Linked DNA regions of Homo sapiens: region 1 is linked to region 2. A link is a contact called in ENCODE Hi-C or POLR2A ChIA-PET data. All regions are on one chromosome and are shown on one strand. Each heading gives the region's core, a stretch centred on a gene start or an enhancer-like site at or near the end of the contact. The rest is flanking DNA. Distances are from core to core; before and after follow the strand shown. Region 1 has its middle 51 kb from the start of FREM1. Region 2 holds the start of FREM1 (FRAS1 related extracellular matrix 1).

Region 1 (5,270 bases), core at 1-2,500, 52 kb before region 2:
GTTCTTAAAGATGGTGTGTCTGGAGGTTGTTCCTTCAGATGTTCAGATGTGTCCGGAGTTTCTTCCTTCTGGTGAGTTCATGGTCTTGCTGGCCTCAGGAGTGAAGCCACAGACCTTTGCCGTGATTGTTACAGCTCTTAAAGGTGGTGCATCCTGAGTTGTTCCTTCCTCCCGGTGGATTTGTGGTCTTGCTGGCTCCAGGAGTGAAGCTGCAGACCTTCGCAGTGAGTGTTACAGTTCTTAAAGGTGGTGTGTCCTGAGTTGTTCATTCCTACCGATGGGTCTCTGGTCTCGCTGGCTTCAGGAGTGAAGCTGCAGACCCTCCCCAGTGTGGCCTAGGGAAATGAGAGAACCTTGTATAGAAATCTACTAAGGATAGTTTTGAGGTCAGATTGACCTGAGTTTGAGTATTCTTTCTGTTGCTAACTAGCTGTGTGACCTCCAAAAAGTTACTTAACTTTTCTAAGCCTCTATTTTGTCATCTGTAAAATAGAGATAATTATAGTACCTACTTCACTTGGTTGTGATAAAGATTAAGGAGTTAATTTCCTTGAAATCTAGCATAGTGCTTGGCAAAATGTAAGGCTGTTTTTATGTTAAGTCATTAACTGATTTCGCAGCATAGAAGCTGGCATTTTTGTGATTAAGATATGAAATTCTGAAGCAATACAGCAGAGATTGGTTTAAGGTCATAATGTAGGTGACAAATTCCCTGCCTTCCACCATTTCTGAGTAGTCTTTCTACTGTGAAGGGGTTTTCACTTGTCAGTGTGGAAACACAATGGCCTGGGACCTCAATGGGAAGCCCCTTCAAGCCCTGAGACATGGTATCGTGGGGGAGTAGGAGTTCTGAATCCCATCCATTGTGTTCAGCTGAGCTGCAAACAGGAAATATTGTGGTCAATCTTGTAGAATTAAAACCAGGGATCCTTATTAATATGGATATTCAAGATGTTGAAGTCATAGTCCTGGGGGAGGAACCGGGAACACTCATAATCCCTTTGAAAGCATTTGTTGTGTACAATTTATTTGTGGTTATAGCAGATGGTATCTAGAGGATGCTGAAAATGGGAACCTCTGGATTCACTCCTATTACCTGGTCTCCTAATTTTTGCCACCTGTCCTCTCTTCACTGAGTTCCCTGTGCTAGTCATACCTGCTCCATAATGGTTTAACCAGGTCAGTCTGAGTGACAGCAAAAACCGCAATTGTTGTTTGTGGCACTCTGCCTAACAGTGTACTCATCAGAGAGTTGATTTCTCCCCAGAAACAGAACACAGGACTATTTGGTTCTTCTGGCCTAAGGCTTAAAAAGTTCTGAGCGTGGGGCCCAGGACCTTTGGCTCTGATTTGGATCATCTCCCTTATGGAAATCTTTCTGAAATAGGACTGGTTTTTTGAAGCTCTTTGGACTTCCTGTCCATAGCAATTTTTTTTCTTGTTTATTACTCATTCATTGATAAATAATCAAAACCTACATCCAAAGCACCCTAGAAAAATGAGGCTTTCTAGTCCCTACAATCAAGGAGTGAAAATCGAATTGCAGAGATGAAACAAGCTGATTTGTGTATCTGTGCTGGATATGTGGGGACTAACTCTGTCAGTTAACAAAGTGAAGGATGCATGTCATTCTAAGGTTTCAATGGTCTAGAATCTAAAGATCTTGTGGAGATGTTACCATTAGAGGATCTTGACTGCGAGTTGTCCAGGTTCTTAGTGTTTTGAACAAAGAATTGGACAAAACACCCAGCAAAGCAAAGGAAGAAGGAAGCAATGAAAGAAGAAAGCAGGGACTTACTGAAAATGAAAGTACACTCCACAGTGTGGCAGAAGGCCTGAGCAGTGGCTCAAGGTCCAAGATACAGCATCTTCTCGGCTTCAAACACCCTCTACAGGTTTCCCATTGGCCCCTTGGTGGTCACCTCATGTAGATGAAGTGGTGGCCCGCAGTCAGTCTGATTGGTTGTGCAAAGCAACCAATGAGAGGCTGAATTAAAGTTACAAAGGTCACACTCCTGTGCAAACATCTGATTGGCTGCAAAAAGCAATCAATCACAGGGTAAGGTGAAGTTACAAAGCTGCACTTCTATGCAAACGAAGAGTTGGCCTGCCGTCAGTCTGATTGGTTGTGGACAGCCAATTTCCCATTTGCTGCGGAGCAAAGGTGGGGGTTTGCAAAGGGAGTAGCCTCTTGTCCTTTTATTACTTAGGCATGGAAAGTAAGGGTTTTCCTTTCAATTTGGTTCTAGGAAGTCTGTGTGAAATGGCCTTAGGTTCCCTGCCTCCAGATCCTATTCTCCTGCCTCAGAGAAACCTGATTTGCCATCTTGCTGAGTGAAACTGAGCGATGTAACAATGATGATGATAATGATAACATCTGGGTTCTCTGTTGTTTACCCAGTGCACATCTCAGATGTTCTACGTATAATCTTTAATCTTCACAACAAAAGTATTATTATTATTTCCTTTTCACAGATGAGGAAAACATCTCAGAGAAGTTGAGCAATTTGCCCAAGGCCACACAGCAAAAAGTGGCAAAGCCAGGGTCGGTGATTCATGAAATGTGCTGCTTCCTATTTGTGTTATGTTAGGCATGATTCACACCCTTTGGAGATTCCATTTCGTTTTCTGTAAGATGAAATCAAAAGGTAATTGGTTTGTCATAAGTATTAAAAGAATTAATATATCTGCCCAAGTGCAGTGGCTCACACCTGTAATCTCAGCACTTTGGGAGGCTGAGACAAGAGGACCGCTTGAGCCAAGTTCAGCCTGGGAAACGTGGCAAGACCTTGTCTCTACTGAAAATGAAAAACATTAGCCAGGCGTGGTGGCATGTGCCTGTAGTCTCAGCTACTTGGGTGGCTGAGGCGGGAGGATCACCTGAACCCAAGAGGTTGAGGCTACAGTAAGCTGTGACCATACTACTGCACTCCAGCCAGAGCAACAGAGTGAGACCTTGTCTCAAAATACATACATACATACATACATACATACATACATACATACATACATGTAACAGGGCTTGGAAAACTGTAGAGTACTATCAACAGGTAGCTTAATATTATAAAGAATATTTACAGATAGTTCCTTGAGTTTATTTTGGGCTGTTTCATGGCAAAGAAAACCTGTGTTCTTTATGTTAGAATGTGTTGGTGATGCATTTCTCTGTATCATTAGCAATTTCTGTTATATTTGCCACCAGGAGGGCTGGGCCATTCATCTGAAAAGCATTTACTGAGGTCCTTTACGTATGGAGCAAAATGTCAAGCTGGGTGCTGGCACCTGATGGGGCACATGCAGTCATGACTCCTCTTCCTGAAACTTGTAGCTCCATGGGGGAATTAGCAGTAGATACACGAACATACAAAAAAATACATGATCGCAAATCTTCATGAGTTCTCTGAGGGAAAAACGCCATTATGAGAAAAAACTAGTGGGGGTGGTATAGTTGAAATGGACCAAGAAAGTAATTTTTGGGTAAGTGCTAGATAAACTGAAACTTGAAGGATAAGTAGGAGTAAACTTGGGGTAGTTCAGACAGAAAAACACTCCCAGCATAAGGAAGAGCAAATTGCAAGGGCCAGGGTAAGGAAATAATAATACTTAATCATAGTAATTATAAAAGTTAACATTTAGTGAACTCTTATTATATGCCAGATACTATATTAAGTGCTTTACCATTATTATGTCATTTAATCCTCAAACACTTTCTGGGGTAAATGTTATGCTTTTTTAGAAACAGGGTCTTATTCTGTCACCCAGGCTAGAGTGCTATGGTACAATCATAGCTCACTGCAGCCTCCAAGTCCTGGGCTCAAGTGATCTTTCCATCTCAGCACCCCAAGTAGCCAGGAATACAGGTGCACACCACCATGCCCAGTTAATTTTTAAAATTAAATATTTTGCAGAGATAGGGTCTCACTATGTTGCCCAGGCTGGTCTCAAAACTCTTGGCCTCAAGCAATTATCCCACCTCTGCCTCCCAAAGTGCTGGAATTACAGGTGTGGGCCACTATGCCTGGGCCAAAATACTATTTTTATTCCTATTCTACAAATGAGTAAAGCTGAAGCTGGAGAGATTAAGCAATTTATCTAAGGTCATATAGTGTGTAAGTATTGGAATGGGGGTTCAAATTCATGCAGAATGATCAAAAAACTTTACTTTCTAAACCATAGTCTTAGTTCAGTTAAATAACTCAGTCTGTCAGTTCATCTGTTAGAGTTCAATTGCAGAAATAGAAGCCATTTTAGCTAGTTTCAGGAAGAAGAGATTTATCAGGTACTCAGTGGTTTACTAAGCCATTGCAAGAGCAGGAGGGGAAACCCTAAAGCTGAGAGTGTAGGCAGAGCTTCCAGAAAATCTGCTCTTAGCATTTCCTGGAACCATACTGTTTCTTCTGTGATTGGGAAAGCTGCTAATACTGCAGCAAACCACCAAATCTGGAAGCCAATGACTGCAGATCCACACTGATTCTGGTCAACAAAATGTACACATCATCTTGTCTCTCTCTTTCCCCTACTAAACTCAGGCCCAAAGCTAAGTCTCAGACAGGTGCTTCTAACTGGCAGAATTAAATCACATGCTGGTCTCTAGCTGCAAGGAGGATTGGGGGAAATGTGGTTCTTAGCTTTCCTGCAGTGCACCCCATGAAGCCAGAGTGCAGGGAGCCACAGGGAAGTTAGAGAGGCAGATAGAACCACATCATGAAAGGCTGTAGTGGTAAGGAATTAATATTCCATGTGGAATACAAGGATGAGCAGAGGACTAATGTAGTCAGATGGTTTTTAAAGATAACCTGGCTGATGTGTGGAAATGTATGAGAAGGGACAGGAATGGGTGCAAGGAGACCATTTACAAGATATAAGATGGAAAGAAGTTGACAGATTTTAAAATATGTTTTGGATTTTAAATCAACACGATATGAAGTTGAGTTAGATGTAGGGAGTAGGAAAAGAAGGGCGTCAAGAATGATTCAGACTTCAGGCTTGAGAAACTGGGGAGAGGCCGTAGCATCTGAGGAAAGGCTGGGGAGTGGCTTGGTTGGGTGAACATTGGGGGAAGACTTGGAAAATTAAGAGTTCTGTTATGGACATCTAAAGTTTGAGATATCTCTCAGATATAGTCGTGGAAATGTTAAATGGGCAGTTGTAGATTGTTCTGGAGCCCAGAGGATCAGGACTGGAGATAGAACTTTTGGAGGCATTGGCATATTTATTTAAAATTATGGGATTAGATGGAATTCTCTATGCACAGGGTAGTGTAAGAAAAG
Region 2 (5,272 bases), core at 804-3,303:
TGACTAGTTCTTTTTAAATTCCCTAGCTTGGCATTTCAATCTGTTCAAACAGTATTTTATTGATTGAAGTTGATAATTGTATTATTTCCAGGCCCTTATTCATTTGTGGCAGATAGAAGGAATGACATTTGTATAAACAGGTACTTCAGATTTCAGGACATTTTGACTGATCTAACTCTTAACTGCCTATTTCAGAATATGTTCAGCACAGTTAGGCCAAGCTTCATGTATATAATTAACTTTGGAAAGATTATATCTCCTGCGGACTTTTTGAAATACTTTACAATCTAAGTTTGTTATTTTTTGCTTAGCATGCTTAAGTTATTTTTCCCATAGAAGTGATATAAAGACATTTATCTCTGTTTCTAGACTAATCTGTAAACCTTATTTAGCTCTTAATCTATCTATAAACTTTATAATCTATCTATAAACTAATCTATAAACCTTATTAGTTTCTAGACTAATCTATAAACCTTATTTAGATGTTAGAATAAGCATGTTGATGCAACCGTTTGTACATAGTATACAATTCCTTTGTCAAATGGAATCCGAGTCTCAACTAACAGCTTCTAAAACCATCTTCATTTCTTTGCAGGTAAGATATTCACAACCTGGGCAATTTTGAAAATCAGTTGGGGAATAAAATTGTCTATTATGCTGTGTTTCTTAACTGTCATTATTAAGGCTTTATTTCTTGCCTTTTCAGGATTAATATATGACTCACACATTGTCACTATATTTATTTAATAATAACTGTGTTTAGTAAATAATATCTGTTCACTTATAAAGAGCTTAGTGATTCTTAACTTTCACCTACTTATTCTCAGAGCAAATAAAATGAATCAAGAAATTCTTGAAGATTTGAAATCTCCGATGACTTTGAGTAAGTGTATATGCACCATTCATTGCTAAAGTAACCACAAAGCATGTTTTTAAAATACATAATTTTTTTCTCCCTTCTTATGCATTCTTTTCTTCTTTACATTTTTCTCTTTTCTTTCTTCCTTCCTCATGTAATTTTCTTCTCCTTTTTCATTTTCCTCTCTCTTTTCCTTATGGCTTCCAAAGAAAGGCATATGGTGTTGTGACCTTGTTACGGGAAACCACATCTAGGTTGAATTGGATTCACAGTGTTCTATATTTTTGGCAAAGGTTTAGGATAGCCAGACATGTCTTAATATAAACAGTTCCCCCAAAGTGAGTTAATACTTCAAATTCTCTCTTTATGGTTAATTTAGAAGGCCAGATGGTAGGCCATTATCTTTTTTTTTCCTGGTGGGAATAAAATACAGGAAAGCATTTTATTAAACAGTTGTTAAGGATTAAGACTTTCACAGACCACTGAATACTGACAAGTTAACTATGTGAATCTCTGTTGAGAGGACAGTTCTTGGCCAGTGATATATCTGCATTATTGGGATCACGCACTATATGCAAATGGATCAGATTAATGGGATTTTTATGGGTTTTCGAAAAGAGCCAGACACACAAAAAGCCTTACAAATGGAAGAACTAAGGTGGTACTTAAAAACAGCACCTTAGGATCTAGTTCCATCCTATCTTTTCCCTTAAATGCCATGACAAAAGTTAAAACGGGCCCTGTCCCTTCTGAATGCTGGGCTTCTCATCTAAATTTAAATAAAAACCTTTGAAGATGGGAATGTGTTGGAAGAAAAGAAGGGCAGAAAAAAAGTGTGTTGGAAGAGTCTGTGTGAGTATGTACATGTGTGGGTGTGGGCATGTGCGGCCTGTGCGTATGTGTGTGCCCCCGTGTGTGTGTGGAGCATGCGTGAGAATGCATGCACATGTGTGGGGTGGGTCACTATGTGTGCATGCATGTGAAGGCATTTGCCTGTGTATGTGTCTGTGTGTGGTGATTGTGTGTCTATCGTGTTTGTATGTGTGCCTGTGTGTGTACCTCTGTGAGTGGGTGTGTCTGTATGTGACTGTGTGCCCATTTGTGAATGTGTGTGTGCCTGTGTCTGAGTGTGTGTGTGCCTGTGTGCTGCAGGCGGGAGAGGCTGCTCTGGCTCGGCGAGTGGCGGAGCAGTTAGTACAAAACTAGTAGTGAGAAAGGAAGCTGGGAAGAGACTGGGAAGAGGCAACCGACCTCATTAACAAAAGCTCAGTTTTGTCCCTGCGGACCCAACCAGCAGAAGGCACGGGGCTAGCGGTGGCTGTCCGCCAGGGAGGTCGGGCTCTGTGTAAACAGTAGAAGGCATCTTTATCATGCCCTTCTCACAGGGAGTCCTGAGGCTTGGCGCTCAGGAAGTTTGCAAAGCTGCAGCAGCTGCCTTGGAGAAGACCAGCAAAGAAAGTGGAGTGTGTATGTGAACTTCAATTCTGTATTTTCTGTGAGGTGGGTTAATGGATTTTTAGTAAAAAGAAATCTCAAACACAGCTGACCTGAAAGACTGGAATTTCAGCTCTCTTCCTTCCCGGGGTTCTTTTTCCTCCCCCTTCCTCTCAAAGCCCTTTAAACCAGATTGCTGTGTCAGTGACTCTTATCCTGCCCGCCAGTTCCAAGGGTTTCTAACTTTTTGTCTTGGAAAGGAAAACCACTACCTGTAAGTATCTGTTTTATGTGTTTCTTTTCATTGTGACTGTGAATGTTCTGTTAGCAGAATGCCCCAGAGATTGTTTGTGTGATATCATTAATGCCAAGTAACAATGCAAAGCATCTGCAAGAGTAGGCTTGCAAAAGTTTAACTCTCCTGTTAACTCAGAAGATGGCAACTTGCAGTGTTAACAAACCAAATGCCAAAACTGAGATTCTTTTTATTACGTGACACAAATTTCTAACTCTTCTCAGTCCATCCGTGCTGGCACTTGCCAATGAAATAACCATTTTTTAACTGTGTAATTGTTTCCTCTGAAATTAGAATGTTTCTTCTCAGCTAAATGAAATGGCAAAGGGAAAAGACACAAAAATGAACAGAACAGATAATATCCTCATGGTACAAACATAGAGAAATTTGGATGAGATAATGTCTGGATACCTTTGCTTAAGTTTAGTTATATTTGGAGACATATTTTCAAAAACATGATTTCTGTTTCATTGTGGGGAAGAGAGATAGTGCTGGGGAGGCAAAGAAATGGCCTTGTTCTGAAGTTTTTGGACTGATTTTTAGGCTCTCTCTGCTCAGTACTGAGATTTGGTCCAGAGACTTTGGTGCTGTTGTAAAGAGTTTCTTTTCATTTTATTTTGAAATCCAGGAAACAATTTTTGGCTTATGGAAATTGTTTATTGTTTTTAAGGTATTTAATTTTAGTTTCTGATTTTTTTTTAAACTATTGCACCCAGTCTTGTTGCTTGGTGTGCATTACAAAGCTTAAAAAGAGCATTTCTGGGAGCCAATTGGTGTTTATAGCCTGGGAATCTTACTGGAGAGATTAACCTCTGTGGTGCTGCTTCACAGAACAGAGCTAGTGATTCGAATGCTCTTCAGGTTTCTGCTCTGGAAAACTGACACCCGCTGTTCCTGACTCTAGGTAAAGCTTGAAGAGCTGTGCCTCAGCCCCCTGCTTACATTTGATAAAGGTGCCTTCAGTGCAGCTCTAGGAAACTTTGCTGTTTCTCTCCATCAGGCATTCTCAAAACTGACTGTGTGTAAGAACCCCCATTTGCTTGGTGAAAGGCAGGTTCTCAGTTCCCAGGCCCAAAGGATTTTAGACCTGGAGTGGTGCCAGGAATCTTCCCAGGTGATTCTGAAGCAGGTGGGTCACACTTGGGTAAACATTGCTCTACATTGTCCTTGACATGAAATTCTTGTCATGTACTTGGTTAATATTAAACCTTATATCTAAATAAGAAACCTGAGTTTGAGCTGTTGTTGAGCATAACTTAATGTGCAACATGGTTTTGCATGCTTGGCTGGCAAACCAGGGCTTTTTAATCAGTTTTCCACCAACCTCATCTTTTTTTTTTCTTGCTTCCCTTTTCATCTCTGCCTTTTCATTCCCACGAGGGAAAAAAGGAGTTGGGCAAAGGGACCTGACTACCATGTTCCCTGCTTTCACATGTTGGGCTATATGGCCTGATCTGCCCCCGCATGGCTAAGCAATGTTTGTTTTGGAAACTTTAAACCCAGGACTGTTCTTAATTCTTTCCCAGCCTCCTGGGGCTGCTGGGCTGTAGGGGTTGGGCGAGGCTGAGTTTGGGTAAACTGAGCTTGATTTCATGGAATGGTTCAGGAGCCTCATTCCTAGAAAATGATTTTTGGATTGGACCATCCCACAGGGATGAGAAGAAACAGAAAATGATTCTTCCATGGTGTTAAAATTCTCATTTCACAATATGTGAAAGTCAGAGCTCAGCTTCCATCCCCATCCTTGCATTTTCTGGCGTTTAATATTTATATTAAAAAGAAAACTGGACATGGCCATCAGAGCCCCTTGCTTTCTTTTCTTTCCTCATTCCAAACATTTAGGTGCACCTGCTACATGCCAGGCTCTGTGATAGTTTTTAAGGATTTCAGAATGCCCACTGGGGATGGCATGCACAGGCAGGGTCCTTGTCCTCATGGTGTTTCAAATCTTAGTTGTTGCTAACCAGCCTTGGAAGAGCCATCTAACCCCTCAAAGCTTCACTTCCTCATCAGTAAAATAAGTTGAATTAAATGAGTTTTGGTATCTTCCTAGCTCTGATATTCTGACATTGATGGATATGACTCAGTCTTCTAAACACAGATATGGGCTATGAGAGCTTTTCAGCATTTACTCTGAGAATAGGCCTAAAGATTTCGCTAATTGCTTTTCTTCAAAAATTTTCAGATGTATTTTTTTCTCTCACAAAGCACCATGACCACAGGAATATTGAGTTAGACAAGTGTAATCTTTTCAGGGCATGTAGCCATTCCTTACAATGGGATCCCGTAACTCCCTGGAAAGGCTGTTTCCCTGCGCCAGGTTACATAGGAGGGCAGCCTCTTATCTTGTCTGAATCTGATGTCGCTACTCCTTTGGAGAGCTGGGTGGTCTGAACAGGGCTTGACAGCTTCCACACATGCACAGCTTGCAACCTGACCCTTTCATTCAAGTGATTCAACAGCTTTTGTGCTACCAGGTGAGAGGCTTAAACAGACATCTTTGAGGGGCCGAGCGAAACAAAAAACAAAGCAAAACCCACTCCCTAATGAAATACTGTCTATACTATATTTTGTCTGTAATGCAGCTTCTCTCACTGCAGTGACTGGGGCACCATTTCAAAGGGCTCTAAAACTTGGCCATCAAGATAAGAAATTATAGGTGTGATTTATGTGCTTTTTGACAA

What was found. A loop is a pair of places that touch in the nucleus more often than their neighbours do. ChIA-PET counts read pairs that join two places held with the same protein, here RNA polymerase II (POLR2A).
Region 1: a map of left cardiac atrium shows a loop between it and region 2 (5-fold over the local background). The contact joins the enhancer-like site here to the promoter of FREM1 in region 2. A Hi-C loop is called at or near these places in 2 of 168 maps with a recorded cell type or tissue (HepG2 and left cardiac atrium). POLR2A ChIA-PET finds 5 or more read pairs at or near these places in 1 of 52 experiments (Caco-2).

Annotation. Positions count from the first base shown.
Region 1 is chr9:14,958,336-14,963,605 of GRCh38, reverse strand. No RefSeq gene overlaps it. Among named protein-coding and RNA genes, the nearest start is that of FREM1, 51 kb to the right of the region's middle. Within about 2 kb of position 1,250, at least 4 of the 41 ENCODE cell types and tissues checked have a DNase peak (open chromatin) inside an H3K27ac peak, as active enhancers do.
Region 2 is chr9:14,907,209-14,912,480 of GRCh38, reverse strand. FREM1 (FRAS1 related extracellular matrix 1) reads left to right here and starts at 2,053. Exons shown (of 37, transcript NM_001379081.2): 1 at 2,053-2,567. RefSeq lists enhancers at 3,288-3,789, 4,739-5,272.